Regions from separate parts of the Homo sapiens genome. Here region 1 is linked to region 2. The links are chromatin loops, found by intact Hi-C in ENCODE. Cell type or tissue: B cell. All regions are shown on one strand. Region 1 has its middle 21 kb from the start of CD109-AS1. Region 2 overlaps EEF1A1 (eukaryotic translation elongation factor 1 alpha 1).

What was found. Peaks named below come from ENCODE experiments on the same cell type or tissue, not always from the same donor. Only the 100,000 strongest peaks of a DNase experiment are listed, where the experiment ranks them.
Region 1: a loop joins it to region 2, with 13 times the contacts of the local background. A loop is called at or near these places in 3 of 110 quality-filtered maps.

Annotation. Positions count from the first base shown.
Region 1 is chr6:73,674,330-73,676,829 of GRCh38, forward strand. No RefSeq gene overlaps it. Among named protein-coding and RNA genes, the nearest start is that of CD109-AS1, 21 kb to the right of the region's middle. RefSeq lists an enhancer at 1,137-1,431 and a silencer at 1,137-1,431. In B cell, CTCF peaks have their summits at 1,364 (motif pointing right) and 1,565; a DNase peak (open chromatin) is centred at 1,342.
Region 2 is chr6:73,514,755-73,517,254 of GRCh38, forward strand. EEF1A1 (eukaryotic translation elongation factor 1 alpha 1) reads right to left here. Exons shown (of 8, transcript NM_001402.6): 8 at 996-2,500. Among named protein-coding and RNA genes, the nearest start is that of EEF1A1, 5.0 kb to the right of the region's middle. RefSeq lists a silencer at 572-866. In B cell, a CTCF peak has its summit at 1,043 (motif pointing right); DNase peaks (open chromatin) are centred at 1,057 and 2,217; H3K27ac peaks cover 1,991 bases.

The DNA of each region.
Region 1 (2,500 bases), 160 kb after region 2:
TCATCTCTACTCAAAATACAAATAAATTAGACAGGTGTGGTGGCGCACACCTGTAATCCCAGCTAGTAGGGAGGCTGAGGCAGGAGAATAGCTTGAACCTGGGAGGCAGAGGTTGCAGTGATCTGAGATTGTGCCACTGCACTCCAGCCTGGGCAACAGAGCAAGACTCCATCTGAAAAAAAAATTACTTAAAAAAAAATTTTTTTTTTTTTTACAGTTAGGAGCATCTTTTCATAGTTTTATCAATAACTGTATTACCATTGTCACACTGTGCTAAGGTCTGAATGTTTATGTCCTTCCACCCACTACCCCAAATTCGTATGTTGAAACCTAATCACCAATGTGATGGTATTAGGAGGTGGAGGCTTTGGGAGGTGATTAGGTCATGAGGGCAGAGGCCTCATGAATGAGATTAGTGCCCTCATAAAAGAGGCCCCAAGAGAACTGCCTTGCCCCTTCTATCATGTGAAGACACAGCAAGAAAGTATTATCTATGAACTAGGAAAAGGGTCCTTACCAGACACTGAACCCACCAGCTCCTTGATCTTCCAGCCTCCAGAACTGTAAGAAATAAATTTCTGTGTTTATGTCTATTTTGTTACAGCAGCCTGAATGGACTAAGAAACATTGTTACAGACATATCTTTTTTTTTTTTTTTTTGAAATGGAGTCTCACTCTGTCACCCAGGCTAGAGTGCGGTGGTGTGATCTTGGCTCACTACAACCTCGATCTCCTGGGCTCAAGCAATTCTCCTCTCTCAGCCTCCCAAGTAGCTGGGATTACAAGTGTGCATCACCTTGCCCAGCTAATTTTTGTATTTTTTATAGAGACAGGGTTTCACCATGTTGGCCAGGTTGGTCTCATACTCCTGACCTCAAATGATCTGTCTGCCTCAGTGTCCCAAAATGCAGGGATTACAGGCTACAGGGGTGAGCCACAGAGCCTGGCCAGAAATATCATATATATATATATATATATATATATAAAATATGTGTATATATATAATATGTATATATATATACACACACACACACAATTTATATATATATATATATCAAATTTTTAAATTTTAAATATATAAAGATGGGGTCTCGCTATATTGATCAGGCTGGTTTTGAGTTCCTGGCCTCAAGCGATCCTCCTATCTCGGCTTGCCAAAGTGTTGGGATTACAGGTGCAAGCCACTGCTGCTGGCTTGTAACAGAAATATCTGTTCTCTTTCCCTTGATTTTACCCAGTAATCATTAACTCTGAGACACGAGAGAAGGATGAGGCTATATGGGGTTCCTGTGTTATCTCCAATAATATGTTGCATCAACTTCCTTGACCACTAGGTGGCAGGCTGGTGCAGAATGGCAGCTGCTAGGGAAACTGGACAGTGTTCTGACTGACTTCTATGGACACCAGCATGATGATGACCAGCTGCAGCAGGCTTTTCCTGTATTCAGAATGTAAAATGTAGATGAACTCAAGTGTCTGTCACCTTATGGACCTTCAGCCCCAATGACTATTCTTCATTTCTGCTTTAGACCTTCATACACAAAAAACTAAGTGTCTTATTGAGGAAAATTATTATCTTACTGTTATTCCAGGTGTCCTTAGAGAGACATCTGGAATGTACAGGGGTCACAGTCTAAAATTTTGAGTCACTTCTGAAAACCCATATAAACATGTAACGAAGATTAAAAAACAAAACAAAACAAACAAAACACCATAGAACCCAGAAGTGGTGATGGGAATTGTAAAGAAAGTATTAACTACGGTCCCTGGAGAGACACTGCAGCCCAATAGAATTATCTCCACTTTTCACTGTTTATGAGAAGTCAAAGGTTTCAGGCTGAATTGGCTTTCAGGGATCCTTCCCTGGTAAGGATCCAGATCTTTTATCTTTTACTTTACTCTTTTCTCCTTTGTAATGTTATTACTTCCAGTATTGGGAGGGGAAGGCCAGTATCTTAACCAAAATAAAGAAACTTTTGCTCTCAAGCTTTTTATATTGAACAAATTCTATTTTGGAGACTGACAAATTGATCTGCCATAAATGACCTCCATGGGAGTGACGTTGTTGTCTGGTTGAGCTACTGCCTCTGGTTCTTGAATCTTCCCAGACTCTCTCCTTCCCTCTCTCCTTCCACCCCAGCTCTTGTCTTTCATGGCCTGACTTCTGGTTCCAGTGCTAGCCTGTCCCCCTGAGGTGAGCTATTTTATATCCTTGCTCAGTATTCCAAGGTTGCCTTGTTAGTCCTGTTGCTGTGTTATTGATGAGGCTCTACGGCTGGCACCTGAACTTCTTACTTATACTACACTTCTATTTTGAGACTCTTAGTGCTATTCACACTCAAGGCAATTCACTTTTACTTTTTTTTCATTTCCCTGTGGTTTCTTTATGGAAACAAATTAATAGAAAATTCAAGAGGACCATGTGTGGTGGCTCATGCCTGTAATCCTAGCGCTTTGAGAAGCCGAGGCAGGCAGATTGCTTGAGCTCAGGAGTTTGAGA
Region 2 (2,500 bases):
TGCAGTGGTGTGATCTTGGCTCAGCCTCGTAACTATAGGCACCTGCCACCACACCCAGCTAATTTTGTATTTTCAGTAGAGATGGGGTTTCAGCATATTAGCAAGGCTGGTCTGAACTCCTGACCTTGTGATCTCCCCACCTCAGCCTCCCAAAATGGTGGAATTACAGGCGTGAGCCATGACCTGGCCTGCTTCATTTTCTAATATCCCTTGCTTAGAATTATTGCAACATTAACGTTTATCTTCATTGTCATTGTCTCCCATAGAACCCACAAAACTAAACCTTGAGATCCATGGGCCTGCTAAAAACAGTCCCAAAGTAAATGACAAAAATGTTTAATTGCCAATAATTAGGTAAGAGAAAAAGGACAGTTAAATATCAGGGTAGTTCTAGCTGAATGAAATCTTTTAGAATTACACTAAAAAGTAAATGGTAAGTTACTAAGTTTGGAACTTCATCTCAAAAGAAAAAAAACCATGAAGATAACACAATGCTAAAATGTGGCCTGTCAGTGTAAACTGTCAACATTCTCCACTATAAAGAACTGAAACTGGGTTGAGGTTAGTAGGTCTGAACAAATCGTGTCCCACTAAGAGCACATGGGTTCTTCCTTGAGTCACTGCCGAGGCCCTGGCACATCTGAGATTTAAAAGATAAATATCAGATTAACTGGGAAAGATACAGTACAGGCAGATCACTTGAGCCCAGGAGTTGACCAGCCTTGGCAACATGGCAAAATACAAAAATTAGCCAGGCGTGGTGGCAAAAACCTGTGGTCCCTGCTATTCAGGGAAGATCACTTAAGCCCAGAAGTCAGGACTGCAGTTAGCCGTTAACTTCCACTCCAACCAGGGCAGGAGTAAAACCCTGTCTAAACAAAAAAAGCCAAGCACTACCTTGAAATCAACTGAAGTTAGCTCTCACTTTTGAAATCCACTCCAAAATTTGTAACCAATTCCAACATAGTAACTGTTAAAAGAAATGCCACTTCATCTTAAAGCTTAAAATTCATTTATTGTAGTGAGCAAGTTTGTAATGAATACCAGCAGGTGGTGCTCAAGCCACAGTTGTCTAAGACACTGGGTTTCACAGGAAGTTAATCTCAATCTCAGTATATGCAAGTAAACTGACTCATTCCTGCTTCCAGTGGGAACAATTTTTCAGTTAAATCTTGCTTCCTTGCATGTCAAGAATTCTCTACTGGTAAATCTTACAGGTGTCAACTTTCATTATCAGGGCATCTATTGGCCATCTATTAAAGGCCTTACCTGTTTTTTCTGTCATCCAGCAAATCTTAGACTATTTACTTGTGTAAACATTAGATAGCAAAGAAACTAAGGACAAAAATCTCTAGTTCAATTTAGACTTGATACCTCAGAGCACTGGCTGATGGGAAGGCATTTTATCTAATTCAGACTCAGATGAGGGAAAACGATAACACTTCATTACAGACTTGTCTATGGCCAATTCAAGTACCTTTGAATCTTGAGCAATACACATTGCCAGTCACTTTAAGAGGCCTTATCTCTTGGGCTGCTTTAACTCCTGCTTAGCATGTCCTTAAGAACACATGTCCTGGCCAGGCATGGTGGCTCATGCCTGTAATTCCAGCACTTTAGGAGGCCGAGGCGATCACCTAAGGTCAGGAGTTTGAGACCAGCCTGACCAACATGGAAAAACCTCATCTCTATTAAAAACACCAAATTAGCACATGCCTGTAATCCCAGCTACTTGGGAGGCTGAAGTAGGAGAATTGCTTGAACCCAGGAGGAGGAGATTGCAGTGAGATTTTGCCATTGCATTCTAGCCTGGGCAACAAGAACTCCATCTTAAAAAAAATTTTTAAAAACCATCACACAAACAGAAAGCATGTCCTTTAATTTTACCTATCCTTCAAACTTAAGCAAAAATTTTCCTTTTATAACCAAAAAAAAACCTTTAGACACTTTTACATATGGGAGGTCAGGCACAGTGGCTCATGCCTGTAATCCCAGCAGGAAGATCGCGAAAAGCATTTTTCAAATGCACAAATGCTTAAAGATTCAGGAGTAAGTGGGCTATTACACCTGTTAAGCCTATTACCATGTAGTTTCATTCCTAGTGACCAAGTAGACAAACTGCTAATTATCAAAGCATAAAAGGTATTAGACTCTGCAGGAGAAAAGCAATGTAGATTAGTCTAATTTTATAGCTACTTCAAATTGCCATCTTTTTCTATTAGAACCTTGTTCCTATTCTGAATAGCACTCAATAGAACTTGTGAAACCATCAAACTGGCATAAAGCTTACTCCACTGACTTCAAAATGGACCCTTCCACTCATAGGGTGTACACTAGCCACTACACTTATTTCTTATGTCATGGCAAATAGTCAACTTTCACTGCCCAGTCATTTTAACCCACGTTTCAACATGCACATCCCAGTAATTTGGAAACATTTTGTTTCCAAAGATTCACTTAACATTGGTTTAGCAACATGAAGCTTTCTATGCAACACAAG